3 separate regions of the Homo sapiens genome follow, and all the other regions are linked to region 2. A link is an interaction called in ENCODE POLR2A ChIA-PET data of the cell type or tissue named here. Cell type or tissue: HepG2. All regions are shown on one strand. Links, peaks and the distances in the headings refer to the core of each region. The heading gives the core; the rest is flanking DNA. Region 1 overlaps FNIP1 (folliculin interacting protein 1). Region 2 holds the start of ACSL6-AS1 (ACSL6 antisense RNA 1). Region 3 overlaps RAPGEF6 (Rap guanine nucleotide exchange factor 6).

The links. Peaks named below come from ENCODE experiments on the same cell type or tissue, not always from the same donor. Only the 100,000 strongest peaks of a DNase experiment are listed, where the experiment ranks them.
Region 1: POLR2A ChIA-PET joins it to region 2 with 5 read pairs; 3 of 35 experiments call an interaction of 5 or more read pairs at or near these places.
Region 3: POLR2A ChIA-PET joins it to region 2 with 6 read pairs; 3 of 35 experiments call an interaction of 5 or more read pairs at or near these places.

Annotation. Positions count from the first base shown.
Region 1 is chr5:131,685,184-131,691,668 of GRCh38, forward strand. The region is part of intron 11 of FNIP1 (folliculin interacting protein 1); the gene reads right to left. Among named protein-coding and RNA genes, the nearest start is that of RAPGEF6, 53 kb to the left of the region's middle. In HepG2, for the core only: no CTCF peak of the experiment used is centred there; no DNase peak of the experiment used is centred there.
Region 2 is chr5:131,998,121-132,004,605 of GRCh38, forward strand. All of the region lies in intron 1 of ACSL6 (acyl-CoA synthetase long chain family member 6), which reads right to left. It overlaps ACSL6-AS1 (ACSL6 antisense RNA 1), which reads left to right and starts at 5,453. Exons shown (of 2, transcript NR_183256.1): 1 at 5,453-5,691. RefSeq lists an enhancer at 3,634-4,229. In HepG2, for the core only: a CTCF peak has its summit at 5,179; DNase peaks (open chromatin) are centred at 3,821 and 5,331.
Region 3 is chr5:131,607,142-131,613,626 of GRCh38, forward strand. The region is part of intron 1 of RAPGEF6 (Rap guanine nucleotide exchange factor 6); the gene reads right to left. Among named protein-coding and RNA genes, the nearest start is that of RAPGEF6, 25 kb to the right of the region's middle. In HepG2, for the core only: no CTCF peak of the experiment used is centred there; DNase peaks (open chromatin) are centred at 2,780, 3,360 and 3,790; H3K4me3 peaks cover 1,266 bases.

The DNA.
Region 1 (6,485 bases), core at 916-5,915, 310 kb before region 2:
AGAGTTCAAGATTAGCCTGGACAACATAGTAACCCCATTATACAACATATTTAAAAAATATTTAAAAATATCAAGGTTCCAGTGAGCTATCCTCTGCCACTGCACTCCTGCCTAGGAGTGTTTTGAAACCCTCTCTCAAAAACAAAAACAATTTAAACCACAAAAAATAAAAAATTACAAATGAAACATCTGATTATTCATTGCACATTTCTTTTATATTACTGGCATAATATCTACTTCAGGGGAAGCAAAACCCTTAAGAATCTTTTTTTTTTTTTTTTTTGAGATGGAGTCTTGCTCTGTTGCCCAGGCTGGAGTGTAGTGGCACAATCTCAGCTCACTGCAACCTCCGCCTCCGAGGCTCCCTGGTTCAAGCAATTCTCCTGCCTCAGGCTCCTCAGTAGCTGGGGCTACAGGCAGCCGCCACTATCCAGCTAATTTTTGTATTTTTAGTAGAGACGGGTTTCACCATGCTGGCCAAGATGATCTCAAACTCCTGACCTCAGATGTTCCACCCTCCTCAGCCTATCAAAGTGCTGGGATTACAGGCGTGAGCCACTGCACCTCGCTCCTTAAGAATCTTTGAGTAAGCTTTCAAGCAATCCTGCCTCACTCCAGTTAAAAAAAAAAAATTCCAACTGTAGATTAAATTTAGACAAATACAAGGCTATAACTTTTCATAGTTCTCAAATACTACTTATATTCATAAGAGGCCTATTTTATAGGTAGAGAAACCACTCTAGTTGTGTGTATGTGTGTGTTTGAATTGTGGTTAAGTTCAATCTTTCAGCTATGTAAAGAGCACAGGCACTGGTGGCACATGCACTGGGCTACAAGGGAATGTATACAGAGTAAAGCTGTCATAAACCATTAGGGATAATAAATAACCAATTTTACCCAATTGATAGTATTTTAGCTTATCAGGATATTAGGTTCAAAATGTCCTGATTTCAATAAAACACACAGACACCTTCGTTTGCATATATAATCACTCTGAAGAATCAGAAATTGCTCTTTATTTCAATACAAAACTGCTCTCAAATGCTGACTCTGACATCCCTGCTAAGAGTTGAACAGTAATTGTGTAAGACAAGGCTTATAGTTCCATTATAGTAGTGCAGAAGAAAGACACAATTTGGTAATTTTTCTCCTTGAAAAGAGTTTTGTCCTTTTTTTAAAGAGATGTGGTCTCACTTTGTCACCCAGGCTGAAGTGCAGTGGCACAATCATAACTCACTGCAACCTTGACTACCTAGGCTCAACCAATCCTGCCAAGCTTCAGCCTCCTAAGTAGCTGGGACTACAGGTGCACGCCACTTGAGCCTGGCTACTTCGAAAATTTTTACTTTAGAGATGAGGTCTTTTATTGATTTTAAATTTTGTGGGTACACTGTAAGTGTAATATAAATTATGGGGTACAATGTGTAATAATCATATCAGGATAAATGGGGTATCCACCATCTTAAGAATATATCCTTTGTTACCAACAATCCAATCATACTCTTTCAGTTACTTTAAAATGTACAACTAAATTATTATTGACTATAGTCACCCTGTTGTGCTATCAACAGACACAGGGTCTTGCTTTTTTTGCCCAGGCTGGTCTCAAAACTCTAAGCAATCCTCTCACCGTGGCCTCCCAAAGTGCTGCGATTACAGGCATGCGCCACCAAGCTTGGCCCCTGAATAAAGTTTAAGCTAGTTATTACCAAAAGAGTTTGTGAAATGTAGATGCTAGCCCCATACCTACTAAACAAACTCTAAGAGTTTGGGAAACAGTTTTCATTATACTTCTCTAGTGACAGCAGTATCTGAATGGTTTTTTTTTCCTTTCTCAAAAAAAAAAAAAAAGCATAGGTTTATGATGTAATTTAAATTCCAAAGAAAAGTCTAGATCAATTTAGGTTGTGGTTTGTTTGGCTTTTTTTTTTTTTTCCTTTGAGACAGGGTCTTGCTCTGTCATGCAAGCTAGAGTGCAATGGCACAATCTCGGCTCACTGTAACCTCTGAATCCCAGGTTCAACTGATCCTCCTGCCTCAGCCTCCCCAGTAGCTAGGATTACAGGCATGCACCACCAATCCTGGCTAATTTTTGTATTGTTTGTAGAGACAGAGTTTCACCATGTTGCCCAGGCTGGTCTTGAACTCCTGGACTCAAATGATCCACCTACCTTGGCCTCACAAAGTGCTGGGATTACAGGCATGAGCTACTATACCTGGCCCAATTTCAGTTTTTAACTCAACAAAGTTTTAAATCTTACTTCAGTTCAATGTATTCTTACATTAAAATATTGATTTAAAAATATGTGAACTTCCAATTTCAGCTTTGACCTGCAAAGAGCTTGGAAGTCATTATTCTTGTTCTCAGAACAAGGGAAAAACTGAAGGAACTGAAAAATCAATGACTTTTCTTAGTTACATCACCAAACTGCGGACAGAGGGAAAACCATCACTCTGAAAACTGAAAAAATGGGTAAATACAGAGAATGACAACTGAGATCAAGTTACCTGAAGCAGAAGCCTTTGGAGCCAATAACCAGCAGGAACACTTAAATAGTAATTGACTAACTGCTGAAGAATGAGTGTGAATTCCTCTCAGTGACAAAAACTCCTAGGGACCTAGTCTTAGGGAGACCTCCCCACTTTCATGGGATACTACCATATTTTCATGGTGAAAATCAGAGAAACATCTGGCTATGGTTCGGACAGAGGTAGTGACAAAGTAACAGTTTTGAAATATTCCTAGAACATTCTCCAAAACAAAGGTCTGCCCTCCAAATAAAACTATTTTACCAGAGCCTTATCTGACTTGAGAGAGAAGCAGCCTTCCTCGCTGGCCTCTGGAAAGAAAAATAGGTGGCAGGGAGAGGGGATGGCTAAGAAATACTTCCAAAGGTCACATCCCAGAAATTCAGACTAAAAAAAAAAAATCAGATTTAATTTTAAGATTACAGAACATTTCCCCTTCCTCTCTCCAACACCTTACTTCCATATCAACATAGCTCCAGTGTAACAAATGCAGATTACAACTAAAAGAGCTGCAGGACACAGAATCTATTCAAAGAAGTAGTTCTTGGGGAAAACCAAAGAAAGAGGAGTTTAAAATAAAAAAAAAAAAAAGGAAACTATGGGAAAGTGAGGCTTCTGGCACCTACAACTAACATTACAGCAAACATTAAACACATCTAAGGCTCCTAGCTAGGTTAATATAAAACTTCATACTAAAATCTTATTAAACTCAGTTCCTATATCCTAATACATCATATATAGCTATCAATGAAAAATTAGAAAGCAACAAAAACTAGTCTGAACAAAGAAAGCATCAGAATCAAACTCAAATTTGGCAAAGATTTTAGAATTATCAGAATGGGAATTGAAAATTATGATAAATATGTTTATTTTATATAATATATATGATTATTGTTGCTCTGATGTTTAAAATAGACAACATGCAAGACCAAATAATGCAACAGCGAGATGGAAAGTCATTTAAAAAATCAAAAGGAAATGCTAGCAATTAAAAAAAAAAAAAAAAGGAGCAGGAATGAAGAATGCTTTTGATGGGCACATCAGCAGACTGGACATGACCAAGGAAAGAATCAATGAACTTGAAGGTATGTCAATAAAAATTCCGAAACTGAAAAGCCAAGAGAATAAAGGATAAAAAATAATATCCAGGAGCTGTGGTACAATTACAAAAGTATACATGTAATAAATACAAAATGGAGAAGTAAAATATATGAATAATAGCTTCGAATTAAAAAAAAATTAGTAACAGACAACAAACCATAGACGCAGGAGGCTCACAGAACACCAAGCAGGATAAATACCAACAAATCTACTCCTATATATATCATACTGAAACTGCAGAAAACCAAAGACAAAATCTTAATGGAAGTAAGAAGGACAAAAACAACCTTACCTATAGAAGAGTAAGAACTGCATTAGAGTTCTTGTTAGAAACTATGCAAAAAAAAAAAGAGACTGGAGAAAAATGGTTAAAACATTGAAAGAAAAACAATAACCTAGAATTCTGTATCCAGCAAAATAATTCAAAAGGAAAAGAGAAAGACTTCCTCAGACCAAAACTGACAGATTTGATGGCAGAAAAAAATGACATTTAATATATGTTGAAAGATATTTTTCAGAGAAAACAGGTTAGAAATGCAAATCTACATAAAAAGAGTATCCAAAAAGTAATAAATGTAAAATAAAGTCTTTCATTTTCCTTATTCTAAATTGACCTAATAGAAAAATAATTGTTTAGGGTAATAAAAATGACAATATATTGAATGATCATAGCTAATGGAAAATTAAATTGAATGACAGCAATGTTATAAGGGATGTGATGTGAGGGAGAAATTGGAATATTTTGTTATGAAGTATGTGCACTCCCTGTGAAGCAGTACATGGTTATTTGAAAGTTGTAAATGTGTATTGCCAACTATAGGACAAACACTAAAAAGTGAAGTTTTTAAGAAATATAAATGACATGCTAAAAGAGGAGAGAAAAATGGAAGCGTTTAACTGCTTAAAACCAGAGAAGACATAAAAAGAGGAGGATAAAAACATAAAGTGAAATAAATAGAAAACTATTACAAATATGATAGATATTAATCCAACTATATCAATTATCACTTCAAATGTGAGTGGTCTTAATACACCAGTTAAAAGGCAGAGAACCAACTTTATGTTGTCTACAAGAAACCCATTTTAAATATAAAGTCAGAGATAGATTAAAAGTTAAGGTATAGAAGCCGGGTGCAGTGGCTCACGCCTGTAATCCTAGCACTTTGGGAGGCCGAGGAGGGTGGATCGCGAGGTCAGGAGATCGAGGCCATCCTGGCTAACACGGTGAAACCCCATCTCTACTAAAAATACAAAAAAAAATTAGCCGGGCATGGTGGCGGGTGCCTGGAGTCCCAGCTACTCAGGAGGCTGAGGCAGGAGAATGGTGTGAACCCGGGAGGCGGAGCTTGCAGTGAGCCAAGATCACGCCACTGCACTCCAGCCTGGGTGACAGAGCAATACTCCATCTCAAAAATAAAATAAAATAAAATAAGATAAAATAAAATAAAAGTTAAGGTATAGAAAAAGATATACTACATTAACACTAACCAAAAGAAAGCTGGAATAACCGATAAGGTTAGGCTTTGTGTCCCTACCCAAATCTCATCTTGAATTGTAAGCCCATAATCCCCATAATCCCCACATGTCAAGGGATCAAGACCATGTGGAGGTATTTGAATCACGGAGGCGGTTTCCCCCATGCTGTTCTTGTGATAGTGACTGAGTTCTCATCAGATCTGATGGTTTTATAAGGAGCTCTTCTTTCCCCTTCGCTCGGCACTTTTCCTTCCTGCTGCCTTGTGAAGAAGGTGCCTTGCTTCCTCTTCACACTCCGCCATAATTACGAGTTTCCTGAGGCCTCCACAGCCATGCTGAACTGTGAATCAATTAAACCTCTTCCCATTATAAATTACCCAGTCTTGGGCAGTTCTTTATAGCAGTACGAAAATGGACTAATAGCCGTGTTAACTTCAGACAAAGCAGAGGTCAGAACAGTGAAAATTATCAGAGATAAAGAGGGGCACTTCATAATGATAAGGAGCTAATTTTCCAAGAAGACATAATTATCCTTAATGAATTTGCAGTTAACAAAAAAGCATCAAAGTATGTGAGGCAAAAACAGAGCTGCAAGAAGAAATAAATCCACTATTTTCCTTAGAAACTTCAACACTCCTCTATCAGTAAATGACGTATCCATCAGGCGGAAAATTAGTAAGGATATAATAGAGCTGAACAGTACCATCAGTCAACTGAATCTAATTAACATTTATACAATACCTCATCCAAAAACAGGAGAATACACAATCTTCCCATGCTGACAGGGAACATTTGCCAAAATGGACCACATTCTAGGCCATAAGACACACCTTAGCAAATTTAAAATAATACAAATCATACAATGTATGTTCTCAAATCACAAACTAGAAATCAGTAAGAAAAAGATAACTGGAAAATCCCCAAATACTTGGAGATTGAAAACATGCATCTAAATAACACATAGGTCAAAGAAGACATCTTGAAAGAAATTTTAAAATATTTTGAACTAAATGTGAATTCAACTTATCAATACTTGTGAATGCAGCAAAAGGAGTGCTTAAAGGGAAATTAATAGTATTGAATACATATATTAGAAAAGAAGATCTAAAATCAACGATCTAAGCTTTAATCTTAGGAAACTAGACAAACAGCAACATAAAACTAAAGCATTCAAGAGATAAGGAATAGTAAAATCTAGAGCAGAAATTATTGTAATTGAACAGAAAATAGAGAATATCAACAAAACCAAACGCTGGTTCTCTGAAAAGATCAGTAAAATTGTTAAGCCTTTATCAGGAAACCAAGAAAAACACAAAAAGACACAAATTATAAATAACAGAAACAAAAGAGGGGTATCACTATAGATACTATGAACGTTA
Region 2 (6,485 bases), core at 899-5,898:
CATACTGCCTCCTTCCATACCCCAAGAGACTCTCTTGGCTGCAGCAGAGATGTGCATTGTGTGTGTGTCGGGGGCAAGAGGAGTGTGGACAGCACTCAAGGGAATCAGTGGTGCTGGTGTTGCCAGGTGAGTGACTGTGTTTGTAAATATTCACCTGGCAGGAGGACTCAGGCATGAACAAGCCACCTAACATGAACTAGCCACCTCCTCCTCTCTTCCTGGAATATCCGACATCTTTTTCTCCAGCACAGACCAGTTCAGAATACCAAGTGGTAGCTAAGGCTAAGGAAACTGGAACTTCCTCCCACCTCAGCATGGCCTCTGCTGATTTAGGGCAATCCAGCATGGGAGAGAACAGGAAGAAAGGGGCCCTGGTGGGAAATATGTTGGCTCCAATGTGGTGGGGTGGCAGAAGCAAAGCCCCAGAGCACAGTCACTGTGGAACTGGCCCTGGGGACCCTGACATGGCTCCAAGAACTCTCTGCTGGTCCAGCCTCCTAACCTCAATACTCTAGGCTTCATTGTCTAGCTGGATACCCGACCACTCCTCTCTACCCCAACGGCCCCAGGCCTGACAGCCACCACCAACCACAGCCCAGACTCCCATACCACCCTCTCCATAGGTCTCCTTGCTCTAACAGGTGCTTGCCCTGTTACCAAAGTTATTTCCTGATATGTAGATAGGATCATGTCATGCCACTGCTCAGAAACCTTATCTGGCTTCCTATTGCCTTAGGACCAGAGTCCAAACTAATGCTCACACTGAGGCTCTCCATGATCCTCGGATTCTTCCCTCCCCTTTGAATCACTCCAGCTTCCTCTGTATCAGCCTCTCTAATAGGGGTTCATATGATGGAGTTCTGGGCCTCTGCAAACTTCTGAGGTCTTCAAAACGGGTGGGGAAGCTCAAGCCCAGCCACCAAATCATCAAAGAATCTCCTCAACTCCAAGTGAAGAGCTCTGAAAAGAAAACTACAACCTCTCCCAGGGCCCAGGGACCCTAGCAAACGAGCTTGGGAGAGGACCCAAAGTGGGTATTCTGGGTATTCCGGTGCTGAACTGACCTGGGTCCAAATCATGACTCAGTCTCTTGATAGCTGTGTGGCCTTGGGCAGGTCACTTTGCCCCTCTGGGCCTCATCTCAAACAAGCTCATGGACAGAGAGTGCAGTGCCAGGCATGTAGTAAGGGAAACACTTAGTAGATAGCAAGTAGCTGAAGCAGTTACTCCATCTCTTTGCAAGCCAAAGGGGCTCAAAGACAACTTGCACAAGTAGATGCATTCACACCCTACCTTTCCAGCAGGCTCCTGGCACTGAGGAGGCGGCTGAGCTCGTCCCACTAGAACCAGCCTCCCTTTATAGGGCCTGTGGGGCCCAGGGAAAGAAGTTACCACATCTTGATCAAAGCACAAAAGTGGCGAAGGCCCTGCCCCGAGTCTGCCCTCCTGGGGACAGTCGATGGCAACAGCCGCCTGCTCTGAGAAGCCGGGTGGTGGTAGAGCCGTTAGCAGTGGTAGCACAGGCTCCCTGGTGGCTGTGGGAGCAGGTCTGGCAGGGAACAGGGCACACAGCAGTTCTGTAAGGAGTTGCTGGCCCCTCAAGGCCCCCGCCAGCCCCACCTCCATCTGCATGCAGGGCGGTGCTGGCTCAGATCAGCTCAGAGCCAAGCAACCCAGCCTTAACCCTCACCCTGCCAGCGTGCCAGAGCCTCAGCTTACACCCCCCTGCTTTTCCCCTCACCCCACCCTGTTTGCAGTTCTGAAAGGGAGTTTGCCAAGTGGGTTTCTTAAGAACAAAGTCTCCTTACACATCCATTTGAGACAATGATTAGGGCCAGGCCTTTGCTGTGGGCTTGGGACTGCAGTGAGCATGAGTTTATGTGTGTAGGGGGTGGGGGGTGACAGGAAGTAGTGGGGAGTAGGGGATGGGGATGCTAGCTCTCTGGCACTGAGGGCGACTGTACCATCTACCCGGGAGATTCTGCCTCCAGCCTCTCCCAGGGGCTGCCTCTGCTCCCCACCCCCACAAGGTCACAGCCAATCTACTTGGGAAGAGGAAAGAAATGGCACAGTTCCAGATAAAACATCTGCTTAGGGATGCTCTGGGGAGTGAGGACACTCTGGACCAAGGATCAGAGCCAGCAGGTGGAAGATAGTGGCTGATCTCCACCACAAGACCCCAGGGCAGCACACCAGCCCTGCTCTCATGCCTGCACTAAGAGATACTGTTGCCTAGTTTGCATGGGAATGGTCACCCTGGAGCCAGAACCCACACCCTTGCCTATTAGGACCGAAGCTGAGCTCTGAAGTCCTGCAGCACCTCTGCCAGACTGAGAGACTGAGGTCCCAGGGGCTCTCGGGGGTCTCACTACTGCAAGATCTGTGAGGCTTAGGGGTGTGGGTGGCTACTTCCATAGCATTTTCACTACTATTTCCATGGCTAACATGTGGCTGAGCACACAAGTATGATCACTGCGTATTTTGAATTGGACACTCATTCTGATCATAAGGTAGACAGCTAGACTCATGGTGGCACCTGCTAATAAGTAAAAGACAAGTCTAGGCCACAGGAGCCAGCTTACTACCACCCCCAGGCCCTACCCACATCAGGTGCTTCTGGGCAATTACGAGTCTGCCTGCACTGGGCCACTGTCCACCCAAATTTAACCCTGCTCCCTTGCTGCAAGAATGTCCCAGGACAGGACCCAGTGCTCTGAGCTCCCTCTTGAAAGCTGTTTGCCCAATTGCCTGGCAAGTCTAGAGCCCACAGGCTTGCAACACCTTCCCTGGAGCAGATAACAGCTTCCACTACTCACCCTACCATCTGGGTGAGCCATGAGAAGAGCGTCCTGCCTCAGCGACCCTCATCTGGAACTTGGCCCTAGCTTCCCCCAACCCACCCCGATTAAAATGAACGAATATCTGAGCACCCCCGATCAGCCCACAAAGTCACTTCACCTTTCTTCTAGGCAGGACCCTTACTTTTCTCCAAATATCTTCAGAGATGCTTTTAATATGAAAGCTTCCTTTAATGCTTCTCAAGGCAGCCTCTGGGGCAGGAAATCCAGTGGTCTGTGGGAAATCCCACAGAGTGCCAGAGGCATAGAGCTGAGGGAGTAGTTTCACCCCAAGCAGTGTGCAGCCCAGTTGCCAGGTTGAGAAATGCACAGCCTTCACCATCACACATGTACAACCCTGACCTGCAGAGGTGCAAACACAGCAGCGCACACTTGCCCAACACCTGCCCTCTCCACACAGGGATTCAAGCTTCTCTCTGCTGTGAGAGAAGGGTTTGCTCTCCATTTTCCTCTTGGGTTTTAATTAGATTCACAGAACCACATAAGACCAGGGCAGAAATGGAGCAAAGAGCCTCCCTGACTTGGGAATTGCCAGGTGGGACCCACTGTACATCCCCCATGAGATAGAGGCCCAGGATACGATACGGGGTTGCCAGGTTACATGGTGGCTCACCTGCCAAGCTTCCCCAAGGAGCCTGATCATAGCTCTGATGGTTCAATTAAGCCCCTTGAATGTAGAAAGGCCCAGCTAAGGCTGGCTGTGACTGAGTACTTTACAGAGCCACCTGTTGCAACTAGCCCAAGCTCACTGTGAGCATGCCTCCCTTTAGCAGCCTCCACTGCCCGCTGGCCTCCCCATCCTCATGACAGTACCTCTCAAAAATCTCACTCACCCTAAGCCCTGCTCAGGGAATGTGGGTCCACATTCCTGATGCTAGCACCAGGAAGCCAGGCACAAACAATGCTTTCAGGAACTTTAAAATATGAATAGCCTTGAGAACAGAGGAGCAAACAGATACACAGTGTCTTTCACACGCTCTGAGATAAACGTTGCCCTCACCATGAATTAGGCAGGACAAAGTTCTCAGAGCAAAGAGGGACAGCAGGGGCTAAAAAAACAGCAGTAGTCCCTTTGGAAATATTTACAGGGTATGATAACCAGGACTGATGGTGTGGACGAGTTCAGATCCTTCCACGCCAAGCCCTGGGACAGCAGGCAGGACCCTAGGAATACTGACCAGGGTCACCATCACCTCACAGGCACAGGGACACTCCCTGGCCAGGCCCTCCTGTGCAGGAAGCCAAATCCTGTGGCTGTAACACGATCCTTTGCCTTTCCGGCCATGTCCACGTTAGGACTGCTGGTGTCCCGGCCTCAGGAGCAATGATTCATTTCTGCCACTGGCTCAAACTTAGGACACACTGCAAACTAAGCTTGAACCAGTAAAGGGCATATGGGCTGCTCATGGCGAGGCCATGCACTCAGAGCTCAACTGCAGGTGGCTGGGGTACAAGCAGGATGGGATGCGACCTCCTCCAGCTAGAGGGAAGCTCCTTGAAGTAGGGAGGGTCCTGCCAATATATGGTTGGGGGTCACTGAGGTGGGGGGAGCAACAGAGGGATTTGCTTGCCTGCTTGTTCACTTAGGAGCCCTGCTGGTCTCCTGGGGACACGTGCTAGGGGAGAAATGCACAAAAGACAGAACCTGAGACATCCTTAGCCAGGGAGGGAGAACAAGGAGAGGATCCGAGCTGGGTGGGAAAGGGTAGAGAACAGGGCTATCGAAGAGGGACAGAAGTGGGTTGGTAAGTCACAGGAAGAGCCTGTAAGATGTTGGGGCCCCTGGCAGGAGCCCTCACACAGTGGCGGGAAGGAGGCAGAGGCCTGTCTGCACTGAGGACTGGGGCAGGAAGCTGAGGCTGGCAGGATGGCACTTAGCTATGGGAGAAAGGAAAAAGATGGTGATGGGTACTGTATATCTGCCTCATGCCTTCAGAGTCACAGCCCACAAGCTAATGGCACTCAGCCCTGGGGATGCAAAAGTGCCCCAGGCAAGCTGTGCTCCTACATCCTTGGCAAAGGGATTGCTGCTGCAGCCAGGATCCGGCATGGCTCCTTCACCTACCATTCCAGAGTCACTGAATTTTTTTGTAGACTAGAAAGTGAGCAAGACAAAAAGAGTTTTGCCCTTGGTTAAGGGCACATTTTCTGGCAAATTTGGTAAATAGCTGAATATTCTGGCATCCCCATAGTCTGACAAAATTCCTCTTCTGAATGCCTCAAGAAGAAACAAATCTGAATTTCCTCCAGTTTAGCAAAAGGCTGTGCTGGTCAACGGGAATCTGCCACCTCCTGAATCCCCCCTCTGGAGGTCAGGCGGCACAGCAGCTGCAGCCTTAAGCTGCTCTCCCTCCGGCAGCAAGCGGTCAAGTTCTGCTGTTGGCCTGTGAGAGCCTACAGTGTCCACAGAGTTAACATTAGACTGGAGCGGCCCAGCCCTCAGCGGGCAGGAGCACTGGGAACTCAGGCCTCCTTTTCAAGGCCAGGATGAATGGGAAATATGCAAATGGCCGCCTCCCAGGAGCGGCAGGGGAGGGCCTGCTGCTGGCAGGAGGGCATCACTCCACTTGGGTCTGTCACATGAAAGGGTTTGTATTCCTGCCGCTGGCCGGCTCCTGGCCAGGCTGGGGCTGTTCTCACCAGAAAACAAAAATGTCTTTCAGACCAAAGCAAAACGAGGCCCCAGCTGGCCCAGGCAGGCCATTGGGCGTTGTTCACACTGACCCACTATGAACACCAATCACTGGGGCTCTCACTTTGCACCCACTGGAAGGAACCCATCATCTTTGGAGACGGAACTGGAGGCCTCGGTGGCTGCTGAGGAAAGCACTACGTAAGTTCGGGGGGATGGAGGTGGGATCCAGAAAGAGGGTCAGCCCCCTCTGAGGCTCTGTTGGTTTTGTGCTTTTCGAAAACAGTAGTGGCGGAATCTGGAGTAGCACCCTTTTTTTGGATAAGGAAACTTCAGTTATTCTCACAGTGTTGATGGTAAACATGGAGAAAGAAATGGGAAGAAAAAAGTGCTGGTACACAAGAAGACCCTGCAGTGCACAGAGAGGACTTTCAATAATGGAGGGCACGTGTGTCCTCTGCCTGGTGCCCACACTCCTGCTGCCACAAGTGCCCTCGAGTGGGAGGTGGGGATAAGGGCAGCCCAGAGCCCCATGTGCGGGATCACTAGCTTCCAGGGCTGGGGCTCCTTCTTCAACCAAGGCTCCATGCCAAGGTCAGGCTTCTATCCTTTTTTTTTTTTTTTGGCTGACTTTCAGCAGCCAGAACACTGCTTCTCTGACACCCCATGGTCACCAGGAGCTGCCTATTAACCACAGCACAGACCTTGTGCCCTGTGGAGCATGGATGCCACTCAGACTCCCACTACCAGGAGAAATAGCACAGCAAGATCTCAAGCACACATGTGGCCGTTGAGCCTGAGAGGACATCTAGGACAAAACCACTTTGGAGTTGATTTTGAACCAACAGGTGGGTTGGTGGATGCTCCACAGATCTCCTGAAATCCAAGGGAGATATGTCTTGTCAGCCTCTGGGGCTAAAGGAAACTGGTATTCGTTTGGGCCACACAGTATCTTCATGAAGCCAAGGTGCCAGGCATGTCTCTGTGAGAGGTCA
Region 3 (6,485 bases), core at 678-5,677, 390 kb before region 2:
GTCACAATGGAAAAAGCCAAGTGGAAACCTCTGCCCCATTCCCCAGAACAAGACAGTAAATAAAAGACTATTTCTTCCAGAGGGGCACAGAATAAAGACTAGTGCCACCAGTAAAGACTCAGAAGTACGCAGAGGTAATAGTTTCTATTGTATTCTATTTAATTTATGGAGAAAGCAGACAGATCCTAAAAAATGACTGTGCAGACTACCACAGAATGAACCAAATTCTAGCCCTAATCACAGCCTGCAGTCTCAGCCATAATATTGCTGCTGAAGCTGATTAAGCCTCAAATACTGATGTGGTGTTACTTTCCATTACTTTACTTTCCATTCCAATTAGAAGATCAGAAAAAAATCTGCATCCATGCAAGGCAATATTAACTTACAGTTTTATCTTAGGACTCTTAACTCTTCCGCTCTCTGTCATAACACAGTCAGTGGGGGTTGGGTGGGGGACAGACATCTAAACCTCCTGATCTATTTACATATATTACATCATGCTGATTGGACAGAATGAATAAAAGAATAGGCTAGAGGTGACTGGTACCCTTAGAGTCCTTGGTAACACACATGCGGCTCCAGAAAATGGGAGATAAACACTATGAAGACTCAAAAGATATGCCATTTCAGTGAAGTTTTTCGGGATACAGTGGTTGGGGGCACGTCAGGACACCTCCTGCAATGTCGAAGTGACTTTGGCTTTAGGTCAAGATAAAATAAAAGAAACTAGACTTACTCTTCACCTAAAACAACTAAAAACAACAACAAAAAAGACAAATATATAAAACGTTTTTCATAAGATAGGACATCCGGAAATATCTAAAGTGAAGTAAAGATCCACCTGAAAAAATCATTGTAGTAGTCCTGAACTAAGACTGATTCTTCCCATCTTGGTGATATTTAGCAACGTCTGGAGTTATTTTAGGCTGTCACAATTTTGAGGGAGTGGTGCTACTGGCATCATGTAGGTAGAAGAGATACTGCTAAACATAGCCATGCCCATTCATTTACCTATTGGCTATGGCTCTTTTCATGCTATAAAAGCAGAGTTAAGTAGTTGTAAGAAAAATCATCTGGGCCACAAAACCTAAAACATTCACTATTTGGCCCTTTATAGAAAAAGTCTGTTAACCCTGGATAAGAATGTCTATATTTTAAATCTTATCAGTTATGAAATGCTGGGAACATTCCTGAAATCCAAGTTCCCAGATGCCAGCCGCCAAAAAAGACTACTTTACAAATAGGTCTTCCTAAGGACAGCAGTCTCAGATCTGTTCTATTAACTCTTTTTTTGACAGGCTATGTTGAAGTCACATTCAGGAACAGCCTTAAAAGAAAGAGAAAAGGAAAAATCTCCTCAATGGGTAGAGTTGTGAGCAGTAGATATGGGTCATGCCAAAGGATAGCAGCTGCTATGGTTTGGATATGGTTTGTCCCTGCCAAAACTCATGCTAAAATTTGATCCCCAATGTAGCAGTGTTAGCAGGTAGGACCTAGCAAGAGCTGTTTGGGTCATGCGGGTGGATCCCTTGTAAATAGATCAATGCTTGTCTGAGGGGGTAAGTGAGTTCTCACTCTCACAGAAACCAATTGGTTCCCCCGAGAGAGGGTTGTTAAAAAAAGTCTGGCTTCCTTGGTTTCTCTCTCTTGCTTCCTCCCTTACCACGTGATCTCTTTTTTTTTTCGCAGCATCAGCATGGCTCACTGCAGCCCCAACCTCCTGGGCTCAAGCAATCGTCCCACCTCAGATTCCTGAGTAGCTGGGACTACAGGCACATGCACACAACACCATGCCCATTTAGTTTTATTTATTTATTTATTTTATTTTCTGTAGAGACAAGGTCTTGCTTTGCTGCCCAGGCTGGTCTCGAACTCCTGGGCTCAAGCAATTCTGCCTTGGCTTCCCAAAGTGCTGAGATTACAGGCGTGAGCCACTGCGCCCAGCCTGCCATGTGATCTTGCACACACTTGCTCCCCTTTCACTTTTTGCCATGAGTAGAAGCAGTCTGAGGCCCTCATTGGATGCAGGTGGCCAATCTAGAATCTTCCAGTCACCAGAATTGTGAGCCAAATAAAGCTCTTTCTTTATAAATGACCCAGCCTCAAGTATTCTGTTATAGCAACACAAAACAGACAAGACAGTGGCCCAAGGTGAAAATATATGTAAATTCCAGTGCATGGATGTCTGGTCAGGGGTCTAGAAGGAAAAAGACAAAAAGATCAGGGACAAGGAGGGATAGGGTAAAGACACAGGATGGAGACATGGGAATGGGCACAAAGTGTATAAAGTTTTCTGTATTCCACACTAATGCCCACCAAAAGGCATTAAACATGGAAGAGGCACTGAACAACCATGAAGATAAAAAAGGATATCCCAGAACTGGCACAATTAATAGATGATTAGACTGACCACAATGACACTAGATAGAGGCTACACATGTGTCCAACAATATAAACTTCCACTTATCAAGGTCTGTCTAGCTACTGCTACTTCTGAATGTCCAACCTGTCAGCAACAGAGACCAACCGTATGAGTTCCTGATATGATCCTATTATTCAAGAAGAGCAACCAGTCATTTGATAACAAGTAGACTATATATGGTGTCTCTCATCCCAGAACGGCCAGTAGTTCATTTCACAGTGATAGATATCTATATTCTGGGTTTGGGTTTATCTTACTTACCTCAGAGGTTCAGCCAGGATCATAATCCAGGGGCTTCCAGAATGCCTGAACCACAGGACTAGAATCCCACATACCAGAGTCCAACCAGTGGACCCAATTCAAAGCAAACACAGGAGTATGATCACAACCTTGGGACCACTAGTCATATCACATACCACACAATCCAGAAGCAACTGGCCTCACAGAACGCTGTAATAACCTTATAAAGGCATAGCTGAACTTTCAGCTTAAAGGCAATAATGTGAAATAATGGAATGACACCTTTTAATATGAAGATACATCAAACCACAGACCTCTATATGGAGCAGTGTATACAGCAGGAAGAACAGATGGGCCTAGAAACAAATGAGTAGAAGCAAGAGTCACCCATTTATCATTATTCCCAATGAGCCACAAAGGGATTTTGTACTTCCCATTCCTACAGCTATGGACTCTGCATGTTTGCAGGTCCTGGTTCCAAAGGCCTATACTCTTGCCAGGCAACAGTACAAGAGTCTCAGTGAACAAGTTTACAGCTGCCACCAGGGCACTTTAAACACCAGGGCCCAAGAATCAGCAGGTAAGAAGAGTTGCCATTTTGGCAGGGATAACTGATCCTGAGCAGTAGGTGGACGCAGGGCTGCTTTTATGTAATGTGAACAGAGAGGAATGTGTGGAATCCACATGACTCGCTTGGTTATTCCTTTACCTCACTGTAACTGTAAACGGATATATATCCCAGCATTAGCCTGAGAAGAATGATTACCAAGGGTTCAGACATTTCAGGAAAGAAGGCTTGAGTCATACCAACATATAAGCCACTGAGACCTGCAGAGCTGATTATGTGAGGAGAAAACAAAATGCATAGTGGAGGAGAGAGGATAAGTACCAGTTGCAACCCCGAGATCAACCATACAGGGGCTATAATTCTTCCCACCACCATCTCTTGTCTAAGTTTCTTCTCAGGAAAAGAAGCTCATTGAGAGCCATGGAGGAGCTGCTCCCTGAACTTCAAACCTATGTGAAGAAGTAGATTTGTGTGGTGCAAAGTGTAAGCTCAGGTGGCCTTGAAAATATGCCTCTCAGATTCCAAACTACAGGGAGTGTATTTGAACAAAATCCCTATTACGGGGCTCTGTAATTTATCAACATGTTTGAACTGGGGCCCAGCTTCCCATGCGATACTCCCAATCAATAACTGAGCCTGGTAAAAATACTAAGGAATGCCTGTTCTGGGAGACTCAGGAATACTCTGATGGGTTCAAGGATTCTCCTTCCACCTTGCTAAACCACTGTTACAGTGCAGTCTAAGGCTCTTCCACTCAAACTTCCTTTCGTCTCTCCTTCACAAATGTCACATGAGCATTCTGGTGTGAATGCTCTACCAACTCTCTCCATTTTTGCTCAGAGGCATTTTCCCTAATAAATTCCTTGCATGTCTAATATTGTTGTGACAACTGCTTCTAACAGAACCCAGACTAACACGAACACTTTGTAGTATTCAGTAAATAAATTTTCTATACTTTTTGTTGGATTTATTCTTAAATATTTAGTTTTCTAGTATTTTTAAATAATGTCATGTTTGGCTGGGTGTGGTGGCTCACACCTGTAATCCCAATACTTTGGGAGGCCAAAGTGAGTGGAGATCAACTCAGGTCAGGAGTTCGAGACCAGCCTGGCTAATATGGTGAAACCCCGTCTCTACTAAAAATACAAAAATTAGCTATGTGTGGTGGTGCATGCCTACAATCCCAGCTACTCAGGAGGCTCAGGCACAAAAATCACTTGAACCTGGGAGGTAGAGGTTGCAGTGAGCCGGGATCATGCCACTGCACTCCAATCTGCGTGACAGAGTGAGATTCTTGTCTCAAAAAGAGTCATTTTTTAAACTAGAGGCTTTTTGGTTTATTGCTGGTTTACATAAATCAATTGATTCTATATAATAAACTTGAGTCCAACCATCTTGTTAATAAATTCACTTAATTTTCAGAGTTTGTAGATTATTTTTGATTCTCTGCATATACAATGGCCCTGCCTATGAATACAGTATTATTTCTTTCTTCCCAAATTATACACTTTCCCCCATTTTTTCATGCCTTATTATGTAACAATAGCCGGAGTAAGTGTGGCCATATAGAGACAGTCCCCATCTTACAATGGTTCGACAAGATTTCCTGACTTTACAATGATGCAAAAGCGATATGCATTCAGTGGACACTGAATTATGTTTCTGTCTTGTTTTGCTTTTAGAGACGGGGTCTCACTCTGTCACCCAGGCTGAGTGCAGTGACGGCAATCATAGCTCACTGATGCCTCGATCTCCAGGACTGAAGCAATCCTCCCACGTTGGCCTTCCAAGTGGCTGGGACTACAGGCGTGCACCACCATGCTCAGCTAATTTTTTTTTTTTTTTTTTTTTTTTTGGTGATGACAGCCTGGGAAACGATAATTTGAATATCCATTCAATCATTCTGTTTTTCACCGTTTTCTGTACAGTATTCAATAAATCATACCAGATACACAACACTTTATTATAAAATAGGCTTTGCGTTAGATGATTTTGCCCAACTGTAGGCTAATGTAAGTGTTCTGAGCATGTTTAAGGTAGGCTAAGCTATGATTTTTGGTAGGTAAGGTATATTAAATGCATTTCTGACTTACAAGATTTTCAACTTACCATGGTTGTATTATGATATAACCCCATTGTAAGTCAAGGAATGTCTGTACTACAAACACGGCTGCCTGGGCCCCAACCACTGAGTTAGGTGTAGGCAGGCAGGCACTCACAAAATGTCTATCCTGTGGAAATGTGCTTGTAATTTTTGACAAGACAACTTGTTCTGGTGGCAAACAAGTTCTGAAAATTGTAATACACAAAAGTTAGGTTATGGCAAACAGAACTCCCATAACTTGACTTACTCCATGTGGGTAGGCTAGTGTTACAGGGAACCAGAATTTTCTAAGACTCTCAACTAAACTTATATCATATAATTTTCTCCTTTCTCAAGTTACAGGACATCTTCGGCACATCATTAACAATGCCATGAATATATGAGAAAGAATTAGAAATTAACTTTTCAATGTTAAAGTCTGAAAGAGAATTTCACTCACAAGTTTGAGATATACATGTATCTTCAGTTCTCTGCCTAAAGAGAGACTAATAAGGTTTATCACTTTAAATCTGAAAAGCCCCTCCTCAAAGAGCTTCAAATATTTGTTTGTAATCTCCTTATTTTAAAGGGACAATTTGGACAAATGAACATGTAGTCCTTCACAACATCTGTAATGTTGACTGCATGACCCTGAACTAAAATATCAGCATTATGGCCAGGTGTGGTGGCTCACGCCTATAATCCCAGCACTTTGGGAGGCCCAGGCAGGCAGATCATGAGGTCAGGAGATCAAGACCATCCTGTCTAACACGGTGAAACCCCGTCTCTACTAAACATACAAAGAATTAGCCGGGCATGGTGGCGGGCGCCTACAGTCCCAGCTTCTTGGGAGGCTGAGGCAGGAGAATAGTGTGAACCCAGGAGGCAGGGCTTGCAGTGAGCTGAGATTGCGCCACTGCACTCCAGCCTGGGCGACACAGCGAGACTCCGTGTGTCTGTCTGTCTGTGTGTGACTCTCTCTCTCTCTTCATATATATATATATATGTATGTATGTCAGCATTATTCCTGTCAGGGGTTGACAAACTTTTTCAATAAAGGGCCAAATAGTAAATATTTGTGGCCCAGATGGTTTTTTATCACAACTATTTAGCTCTGCTTTTATAATATGAAAACAGCCATGGACAACAGGTAAATGAATGGGTGTGACTGT